Regions from separate parts of the Homo sapiens genome. Here region 2 is linked to region 1. The links are chromatin loops, found by intact Hi-C in ENCODE. Cell type or tissue: endothelial cell of umbilical vein. All regions are shown on one strand. Each heading gives the region's core, and the rest is flanking DNA. Links, peaks and the distances in the headings are about the cores only. Region 1 overlaps RGS3 (regulator of G protein signaling 3). Region 2 overlaps LOC105376223 (a long non-coding RNA gene).

The links. Peaks named below come from ENCODE experiments on the same cell type or tissue, not always from the same donor. Only the 100,000 strongest peaks of a DNase experiment are listed, where the experiment ranks them.
Region 2: a loop joins it to region 1, with 3 times the contacts of the local background. A loop is called at or near these places in 1 of 110 quality-filtered maps.

The regions. Positions count from the first base shown.
Region 1 is chr9:113,498,884-113,504,248 of GRCh38, reverse strand. The region is part of intron 8 of RGS3 (regulator of G protein signaling 3); the gene reads right to left. Among named protein-coding and RNA genes, the nearest start is that of RGS3, 38 kb to the right of the region's middle. RefSeq lists enhancers at 1-282, 283-925. In endothelial cell of umbilical vein, for the core only: no CTCF peak of the experiment used is centred there; DNase peaks (open chromatin) are centred at 1,150, 1,260, 1,520 and 2,868; H3K4me3 peaks cover 2,818 bases; H3K27ac peaks cover 3,844 bases.
Region 2 is chr9:113,673,194-113,678,558 of GRCh38, reverse strand. The region is part of intron 2 of LOC105376223 (a long non-coding RNA gene); the gene reads right to left. Among named protein-coding and RNA genes, the nearest start is that of ZNF618, 200 kb to the left of the region's middle. In endothelial cell of umbilical vein, for the core only: no CTCF peak of the experiment used is centred there; DNase peaks (open chromatin) are centred at 2,928 and 3,918; H3K27ac peaks cover 2,228 bases.

The DNA of each region.
Region 1 (5,365 bases), core at 281-5,280:
GGTCAAGGGCACAAGCCTTGTCAGGAGACTTCTGTCTCCTTCCTTTGAGGGTTGTCCCTGCAAGACTAGGCACCTGCACTCATTCACCTACCCACCATCCCAGGGCCAGGCATAAGGAAGGTGAGTGGGAGGGGGCTCAGAGTGACCAAGGGCCTTGGAAGCTGCAGGGACCTCTGAGGCTCTGCTTCCCACCAGCCCCGGGCCTGGATTCAAAGCAAGTTTGTAAAACAGGAAACCTGACAGACAAGGGGAAGGGGGAGGAGGCAGGAAAATACCCCGTTCCCATAAGAATTCTGGGAAAACACGCAGCTAAGACAGGAAGAGAAAAAAATGGAAAGAAAGAAAGAAAAACAAACGCGGGTACGAGTGTGGAAAGCTGGGGGAAAGGAGCAGCCACTAGTTGCCGGGCCCGCCTGAGGCCAGGGAAGACGCCAGGAGCCTGGCCCCCTCCATGGAACCAGCGGGGATTTTTTAGGGGCCTCACAAGCCAACCCTCAACCCAAGCACAAGCTGGGGTCCCAAAGCCTATCCAGCACTTCCCCACCCCTACCCCATCCAGGGCCAAAGCCCCCTGCATAGAAAACCCATCCCAGCACCCTGGGCTCTGGATGGCCAGTTATGGGGCAGTAACTGGAGAGTGGGGTCTGGGGAGGAGTGTGCTCCAAGAAAACAGCCTCCTCCTCCCACACCCAGACCCCACATCCAAGCAGGACTGTGGGCTGGGGGCCCCTCACCCTCCTGGGCACCAGCTTAAGAAGTGCCAGCCCAGACCACAGTCCAAGCCAGATGGGAGTGTGAAGGAGGGGAAGAGGAGAGGGTGCCGGGAGGCAAGCTCACCTCCTAGCTCGGAGGAAGCAGAATTACACTCTGTCCACCATGATCACTGACCACATTGAGAGGGTAGTGTCCAAAGAACCTGACCATCCCTGCAGCCCCTAGGGGAATGAGTATGCCCATTTTACAGACAAGGAGATAAGACTCGAAGTGCCACCCCCTCCACCCTCCGGCTCTCAGCCCTGCTCTGACCTGGAGGTGAAAGGAGCAGCCCTGCCCCGAGGCCTTGGCGGCTTCTGACAGAGCCTGTCCTTCCTGCGGGTGGTTCTCGCTCTTTCCTGTCCAGGGCAGGAACAGCCACTGCTCCCAGGTCTCACCCATGCCAGCCCCTTACCTCTGCTCTCCTGTCTAGTTTCTGTTCCTCTGTCCTGCCTAGACTGTAATCCCCAAATTCTGCCATGTATTAAACACCTCCTAGATAAATATGCACAGCAGACACTGAGCCAGGCTCTTCACACACATCATCCTATTCACTCCCATGGCACCATCGCTGGATTTCATTATCCTATTTTACTGACTAGGAGATAAAGGCTCAGAGAGGAACAGTGACTTGCTCAAAAGCCACAGCTAAAGAGGAACAGAGCTAGATTTGAGCTCAGACCTGACAAAAAGCTTGCTGCTCTCAATTCTGCACTGGTTTCTAACACAGAAACCATCTTGAACTCTGAGTCCCTGAGCCCTAGGTCCAGCCCACAATTGCTCCTGGCCCCACTCTGACAGCCAGCATGCCCAGTCTTCTAGCCCATAGCCCCAGGGTGACCAAGGACTACTAGATGTCCCAACCAGTGCTCTCTCTGTCTCACCACTCTGCCATCCAGACGCTAGTGTCGCAGGGGCTGCTTTTCCCAGCCCCATGAGGGCAGGAAACACAGAGTGGGGCCTGAAGGGCAGAACCTGAGAGCGGGGGAGGGCTAGAGAGAAAACACTGGATCCCCTAGCAGGCAGGTGGGGGGGCAGGGACCCCTCTGGGCATCTCCCTGGGACCTAAGCACTGCCAGTCAGAGGAGTCAAGACCCACAGTCCAATCTGGTCATTAAAACAAATAGAGGGGCTTCTCTATGTGATTTTTTAAAATCAGGACAATTTCAGAACTCCCTTCCAGATTAGATATCACTTGCCTTCACCATCCCTAACCCCATTCCTATTTTATGAGAAAAAATGGCCCATCACAGTTCTAGAAGAGGCTCAGGGGAGCTAATGGGATCATAATGGCCCAGTCTTCCCCCTTTCTAAGACCGGAGGCTAAGAGGCCAAACCCTCACTGTAAAGTTGGATTCCAAAGCCAAAGGAATCCTGAGCCATAGTGAGGCATCAGCAGTAGGGGAGAGGAAAGTTATACATATGTACATATACACGAAAACACCCGATCTCACATATGAGCACGTGCCAACATACACGCACAGGGGGCAGAATGGGCACTGCTGTCCTGTCAGAAGCAGGAAAAGTTAGCAAAAATACAAACTCTGCTCCCAGCTGCTCAGCAACCATGGCATTTTCAATCTCACACCCACAGCCCCTCCCCAGATAAAAAGAACAGAAAGCTAGCTGGATTATCTCACCAAAAACACCACCCAGCCAGTGGTTAGGACTCCATACAGAGCTGGGCCCTAAAGGGGCCTTGGGTCCAGCTCCTGTCTCTATCCTCCTCCCCATATCCAAGTGAGCCTGCAGGGAGCAGGAAAGGTCAAAGAAGACCTTGTGAGGAGCGAGATCCTTCTCAGATGGTCCCTCTACCCCTATCCCTGAACACCCCACAGGCTCCCCACAAGAGGCCAAGCACCCACCTGGCGGTAGCGGCGCTCCGAGCACACCTTGCAGAGCCCATTGAAGCGGTTCATGGCTGCGGGTCCTGCCTCGGCTGCCGCCCCATGAAAACCCAGCTCTCCCCCAGCAGCGGGAGCCCGCACTGGACCCGTCAGCCTGGCATGAGCACCCTGGGAAGCCCGCCCCACAGAAGAATGGCAGGAAATCACCTCTCACCTCCCCAAGCCCTGTCTGTGCTGTGTGCCTCTGCACGATAAGCCCGAAGGCTTCCTGAAACCTCAGAATGACAAGGAAGAGGGAGAGTTTTATATTAAAATTCCTGTCAACTAGTTAGTATTCCCCGGGCCCGGCGGGGAGAGGGCGCCTTTGTTCTGGCTGCATTCTCCGCCATGGGCCACTTTGTGATTCCAATGTTCTCACAAACACCCCTCACTGGAGGAGAACCCAGGCAGAAAACGTGGCTGCTCTATAACAACACCTCCTCCCCCTGCAAGTCCCAGGGACCCTGCTAGAAATCCAGGAGACTGCCCCAGCCTAAAGAATCCAAGGATACCTTGGGGGGGTTTGCACTCACAGACATCCCATCTCATGACAGGGAACATAAAACATTTGGAGTCTGAAGACCTGCCTGCCACTTGGAAACTACTTAAAAGTCAGTTTCGGCCAGGCGTGGTGGCTCATGCCTATAATCTCAACACTTTGGGAGGCCAAGGCAGATGGATCACTTGGGGTCAGGAGTTCAAGACCAGCCTGGTCAACATGGTAAAACCTTGTCTCTACTTAAAAAATACAAAAATTAGCTGGGCGTGGTGGCAGGCGCCTGTAGTCCTAGCTACTTGGGAGGCTAAGGCAGGAGAATCACTTGAACCCAGGAGGCAGAGGTTGCAGTGAGCTGAGATCATGCCACGGTACTCCAGCCTGGGTGACAGAGAAAGAGTCTGTCTCAAAAAAAAAAAAAAAAAAGTCAATTTATTTGTCCTTTGTCCATGGAAGTGGTTTGCTGTCAGGATCTGGTGATACACATGGACCATAAAGTCAAATGTGGAAGGGATTTCCAGGTCATCAGACAACCCAGCGTCCTCATCTTACTGACAAACAAACTGAGGCCTGGAGAGGTTATGGTCAAACAGCAGGGCAGTGTGGGGCTAGGACCAGAACCTGGGTCCTATTTCTTGCCTGGCAGTCCCAGGATAGCATCCTGCAGAGCAGCGCATGGTGAGCCCAGCTGCTTTTGCCCATCTCAGAGCCCCTGGGGAAGCCCAGCCACACACTCAAGTCCTTGATGACAGAGGGTTCCTTGGTTCAACCCAGCTTTGGTTGCTGTGTGACTGTGGGCAGGTCACCCAGGTTTCTGGGCCTCCATCTCCCCACCTGCACAGCACAGGAGCTGAAGAGATGGCCTCTGGGGGCTCTCCCCCGGCCCCAACCAAGCCTCTGAGAAGCACACCCTCTTTGCTGAGTCCCACAGACATCTCTGAGCACATAAGTTCAGGAAAATCCAGTGCACCTCAGAACAAGGGGCTCAGGGCCTGTGTGCAGAATCCAGCACGCAGGAGGACTTTACAAGCCACCAAGAAACCTGTGATGTTGGAGGAAGCAAACTTACGGTGTTGATGCCCATGTAATTTCCATGAATCACGAGGGAGGCCCCCTGATCACCATCCTCTCTGTGCTTGGCAAGTAGAAAGAGAGGAGGAAAGGTCTTTGCAGTTCCCCACAGAAGCCAGAGGAAAGCTTTTCAACTAATGAAACCACAGAAAACAAACCTGACAAGTTACTCCTGGCAAGTTTCTCTGTCTAACCCAGTCGCAGCTAGACACATGTGCCAGGTAAACTGAAATTACTTAAAACTAAAGTTGACACTCAGTTCCCCAGTCACACTAGCCACTAAGTGCTCAATAGCCACAGGTAGCAGGTGGTCACCACACTGGCCAGCACAGCTCTAGACTGCTCCATGGGGCAGGGCCTTAGACAGGTCCAGAGCTGCATCCCAGCACCCAGCACAGGGCCCAGCCTACATAGGTGGAAATATTTAATGAATGATGAATGAGTGAATGACTTGAGTCAGTGAACGTGAAAATGTTTGGTAGATTGTAATACGCCGATATTGTGTAATACGTAAAATACTATTAGGAACTACAGCAATGTCTTATATTCCCAGCTAGGCCATGCACAGGAGGCAGTGTGCCACAGCACACTGAAAAGGTGGCCAGCCCTCACTCAGAGCCTGCCTTCACCACCTGCCAGCTGTGTGGCCACAGAGAGGGCCTAATGCTCTGAACCATGTATGTCCCTCTCATCTGTGAGATGCGGAAGTAACAGCTGCCTTAGAGCGGGCAGTGAAGATTAGGTAACAGCACCTGGTATACAGGGGCTAATGAATTGCTGGGAGTTTGTTTCTCCTTTTTTTTTTTTTTTTTTTTTGAGATGGAATCTCGTTCTCTTGCCTAGGCTGGAATGCAGCGGTACAATCTCCGCTCACTGCAACCTCCACCTCCCAGGTTCAAGCGATTCTTCTGCCTCAGCCTCCCAAGTAGCTGGGACTACAGGTGCACACCACCATGCCTGGCTAATTTTTGTATTTTTAGTAGAGACATGGTTTCACCATATTAGCCAGGCTGGTCTCGAACTCTTGACCTCAAGTGATCTGCCCACCTCAGCCTTTCAAAGTGCTGGTATTACAGGCATCAGCCACCGTGCCCGGTCCTTTTTTTTTTTTTTTTTTTTTTCAATTGAGACAGAGTCTTGCTCTGTCACCCAGGCTGGA
Region 2 (5,365 bases), core at 285-5,284, 170 kb before region 1:
ATCTTAAAGGCAGGGAAAGAATGAAGAAAGGAAGGGAAGGGGAAGGGGAAGGGAAACGGAGGAAGGAAGGAAGAGAGGAAGGAAGGAAGGAAGGAGAGAGAGAGAAAGAAAGAAAGAAAAAAGAAAGGAAGGAAGGGAGGGAAAGGAAGGAGAGACAGAAAGGAAGGAGAGAAAGAGAAAGGAAGGAAGGGAGAGAAAGAAAGAAAGAAAAAGAAAAAGAAAGGAAGGAAGGAAAAGTAAGAAAAGAGAAAGAAAGAGAAAGAAGAAAGAAAGAAAGAAAAGGAGGGAGGGAGGAAGAGAGGGAAGGAAGGAAAGAGAAAGAAAGAAGGGAAGGAAGAGAGAGAAGGAAGGAAGGAAGGAGAGAGAGAGACAGAAAGAGAGAGAAAGAAAGAAAAAGAAAGAGGAAGGAAGGAAGGGAGGGAGGAAGGAAGGGAGGGAAAGAAAGAAGAAGGAGGAGAAGGAAAGAAGAAAAAGAAGGAGGAGGAGGAGAGGAAGGAAGGAAGGAAAAAGAAGGGAGGGAGGGTGGGAATCAAAGGGAAAGGATGTGCAAGAGCCCGGTGCCATGAGTCAGGAGACATTGGCTCCAGTGCCAGTTCTGCCCAACGACGTTGACTATGGTCTTAATTTCCCCATCTGTACAAGAGGTTGGATGATGTTAGTGTTTCTCAAAATCTATTTCATAAAACAACAATTCTATAAGTGCCCCCTCACAACAAGAGTTTCTGGGGTTCAATAACTCTAGGAAACACAGCCTGCCTTACCCCCTTTTGGTGATGCCCATTTGTATATTAAAGGCCCTGAGAAGTCCTGCAGAAGAGAAAACTCTTCAATCTTCTTACTAGACTGTAAAACCCAAGCAAGGATTTTTGTCTATTTTATTCCCTTGCGTGCTCACAGCCCTTAGAACACTGGTATGTAATAAATAATCAATATCTGTTGGATGAATGAATAAGTGAACTTTCTTCAACCCAGCGTTCCCCAAACTTCTATCACAGAACCTTTTTCTATTTCTCAGAGCAGCCCTAGGCATCCCTGAAATGCAGCCCTCCGAGGAACTCGCTGACTGGAACTCTCCACTCTGTCCGACCTTCTGTACCAGGTGCCTGTCTGTGGCGCTTCAAGCCCATGCAGCAGGTCTGGGGTCTGGACACGCTCACAGGGCACACAGCTGTGCTGCAGTGGAAATGGTGTCAGCTCCTCTCTCGGGGCATTCACGGTTTTTGACACCCACGCTTAAGTGCTTTTGTGGTTCTGAAGACGGAAGGGTAGGTGCCTCAAACAAGGGGCACCCGGGCCCTCCAGGAGGGCTCTCCAGCCCTTCCCCAGGATGCAGGATTTCAGCCACAACCCAGCTCACATCAGAGCACATGGGACATTGTGAAACACCAACCAGCTCCCACATGCCAGCTTTCACTCCTCCCTCTCTCCCAAGGCTACTCTTCAAAAGCACCACTCCCAGCTGTCCATCTACGTGGCCCCTGCAGGGGCTGAGGGCCGTGGGCTTTGTGTGCCCAGCATTCTCCTCTCTCACTTGTTCTGGTCCCTTTGGGCAACTCCAGCTGTCTATCCGGCCTTGGCAGAGTGTCTGTCATGATCCCCACCTCCACCTGCCCCCCCAGGAGCCAGAGGGGACAGCGGATGATCCAGGCTGGACATTACGGCACCCATTGCCCTTGACTCCACAGATGTTTTTAGGGAAAAGACGCCTGACCAGGCAAAAGCAGTCAGAGGTTTCCCTGCAATCAATGGTGGGAAATAGGGAAAAAGAAATCCTCTTTCCTCTGGATTTGTGGCGCCAGGAGAAGGTAGGTCGGGGCTGCTGGTGACTCACTCAGCTGACACTTTACAGCACAGAGCTGAGCAGAGCCAAGCGATGGAGGGAGATGCCCAGATGACCCTGTTTGAGCCCCTGCTGTCAGCTAGTTCCACCCATCTCCCAGGTCGGTGACTGTAGCAGGCTGGCGACCGGCTGCCCCAGCTTCATTTCTGATCCCCTTTCCTCTGGCTTCTCTTATAGAGGCAGAAACTGCTCACAGCTCAGTTTTCCAAGCCCTGATGAAGCTAAGGGTGCCCTTGTGAACCAGCACAGCCAAACTGTGTCACTTGGCCACCACACTCCACTTTCACACCTATCCACACCACCCAGTGCGTGGTGCCTTTGTGGCTCCTCCCAGAGAGAGGTAGAGTCTATTTCTCCACCTTTTTTTTTTTTTTTTTTGAGACAGAGTCTCACTCTGTTGCCTGGGCTGGAGTGCAGTGGCACGATCTTGGCTCACTGCAACTTCTTCTTCCCAGGTTCAAGTGATTCTCCTGCCTCAGCCTCCCAAGTAGCTGGGATTACAGATACGTGCCACCACGCGCAGCTAATTTTTGTACTTTTAGTAGAGACGAGGTTTCACCTTGTTGGCCAGGCTGGTCTCAAACTCCTGACCTCAAATGATCTGCCTGCCTCGGCCTCCCAGAGGGCTAGGATTACAGGCATGAGCCACCATGCCCAGCCTATTTCTCCACCTTTAATCTCAGCTGACCTCACGACTTTGGGGCAATAGAAGGTGGGAGGAGTGACACTGTGCCAGGCCTGAGCCTAGGTCTCAAGAGCTTTTGGATATGTCTGCTCCCTCTGTTGAACCCCAGCCCAGTCACCATGTGAGCAATCCCAGGCTAGCCTGCTGGTGGAAGGGAGACATCCCAGCAGCTGACAACTCGCCAACACCAGCCACGTGAGAGGGCCATCCTAGATCGGACGGTCCCAGTGGAAGACCAGTCTTTCACAGACACATGACCGAGCCCAGCTGAGATCAGCCAAGCCAGCCTCAAATCAGCAAAACTTCCGAGCCAACCCATAGACTCATCAGCGACAATGTGTGGTGGTTTTTAGCTGTTAGGTTTGGGGATGATTAGTCACGCAGAAACAGATCACTGATATAGAAACGTCATCAGAACTGGCTGTGGACCTCCTTCCATTTTTCTATTTTTGTTCTTTTCCTTCCTATGAGTAAGGGCTAGGAATTTGCAGCTGCCTCACAACCTCAACAGACCAGGCTGGGGACAATGGGGCAGAAAGAGAGGAGGGGTTGCTGAGCGTTCTCTCCTGCCCCGGACTGCCTGCCTCTGAACTTTTTTTTTTTTTTGAGACAGAGTCTTACTTTGTAGCCCAGGCTGGAGTGTGGTGGCACAATCTAGGCTCACTGCAGCCTCCGCTCCTGGGTTCAAACAATTCTCCAGCCTCAGCCTCCTGAGTAGCTGGGATTACAAGAACGGGACACCACACCTGGCTAATGTTTGTATTTTTAGTAGAGATGGGGTTTCACCATGTTCATCAGGCTGGTCTCAAACTCCTGACCTCAAGTGATCCACCCACCCCGGCCGCCCAAAGTGCTGGGATTATAGGTGTGAGCCACCACGCCTGGCTCTACCTCTGAACATTATGTGAGACAAAGAAAACCTTTATTTATGCCAACCGTAGTCAGAGTTTTTGTTCGTAGCCAAACACATTTCTGATACAATCAATAAATTACCTTGCTTGCTTAAGCTAGTTTTGAGTTGGATTTATGATCTTAACCAAAACAGCCCCTTTGTGTATTCCTGTTCATCAGTTCCTTTTGTTGGGGGGTAGCTCTATAACATGTAGTTTTCACAAAACACAAGGTTTAAGAAAATGTCATTTTTCATGGCTCTTCTGATTGCTCTTTAGCCCACAGACAGAGGGACCACATTGGTTTGGGGTCGCACAGAGAAAACTCAGAAGCAATGCTATGGTGTTTGCAGTATGAGGGCTACACATGTTGGAATATTCCCAGGTGAGAAAAGTAACAGGTATTCTCGTAGAGGCCTCCAAGGGGTCGGAAGACTACTCCAGGGATCCTATTTCTCAGGTCTTTGGTGGTGCCTCGTGCTGAGGAAGCAGTGCCTGGCCATGACCCAGAGAGTGAGTAATTGAGATACTCACCAGAAAAATCTCGCTTTGCGAATAGCCCACTATGTCTTCTGAAAGTCCAGGTGACTGACAGTTTTGTTTTGTTTTGTTTTGTTTTGTTTTATTTTATTATCTTATCTTTGAGACAGAGTTTTCACTCTTGTTGCCCAGGCTGGAGTGCAATGGTGCAATCTTGGCTCATTGCAACCTCTGCCTCCCAGGTTCAAGCAATTCTCCAGCCTCAGCCTCCCAAGTAGCTGGGATTACAGGCCCCCACCACTATGCCCAGCTAATTTTTTTTGTATTTTTAGTAGAGATGGGTTTCACCATGTTGGCCAGGCTCATTTCGAACTCCTGGCCTCAGGTGATCGACTCACCTTGGCCCCACAAAGTGCTGGGATTACAGCTGTGAGCCACCACACCCGGCCTGATAGTTTTATTTTAATTGTCTCCTGCATAGCTCATCTCTGAGAAACTTTCTCTGTCTGGTTCAGAGTAGGAAGGAGCACAGAAAATGTCTGTCCAGTGAGGGAAGGAACAGAGAGTTTAGTTAAAAAGGACGACATTTCTCTCTCTCTCCGCTGTTTTGTGACACACACACTCTCTCTCCACTCTCATTTTCTCCCTCTCTCTTGGGAGCACTGAGAAGCAGATGAGCTCCTGCTCCTGCCCCTGTTGCTAGGTGATCCCCCCAGTGCTCCTGGGAGCTAAAAAATGACTCATTCACGAAGCAAAGATTGCAAGCTAAACATAGGAGGATACATCAGAACAGGGCACAGACTCTGCCTTAGGGAAGCCCGCAGCCTGCGGGAGCACAGGTGTGCAGACAGATGATTACAAGGCAGCGCTGAGTCCCTCAGAGAAGAACACACAAGCATGAGTCCAGATGAGTAGCCCCAAGCCCAGCCCACGGCAGGGTGGGAGCAAGGATGCTCTCCCAGAATACGCAATGCCCATTGAATCTCTGAGGTTAAGTAAGACTTCATGAGAAAGAAGCGCTGGTAAGAGAAAGAAATACCATATGCAAAGATGCACGTCCAGAAAGCAGCTCAGTGATTCTGGGGGCTCCACATGACCCAGAACAGCGGGGAAGAGGGTTGAGGACAGGAGCAGCCTCTCAGGGGCTGACTGCGGGGCTGAGTGCTGCTGGCTAACATAAGTCCCCTCACAGCCTTTAAAGGGGACCATCTTCTGTCTATAGCAAATTCCCCCAGGGAAGGACTCTGATGGACCCACTTTGGTTCACAGGCCCATCCCTGAGGCAGGGGAAGAAGCAGTGGTTTTCAAAACTTGGCTACATTTTACTTATTTATTTATTTATTTTGAGATGGAGTCTCACTCTGTTGCCCAGGCTGGAGTGCAGTGGCATGATCTCAGCTCACTGTAACCTCTGCCTCCCAGGTTCGAGCAAGTCTCGTGCTTCAGCCTCCCAAGTAGCTGAGACTACAG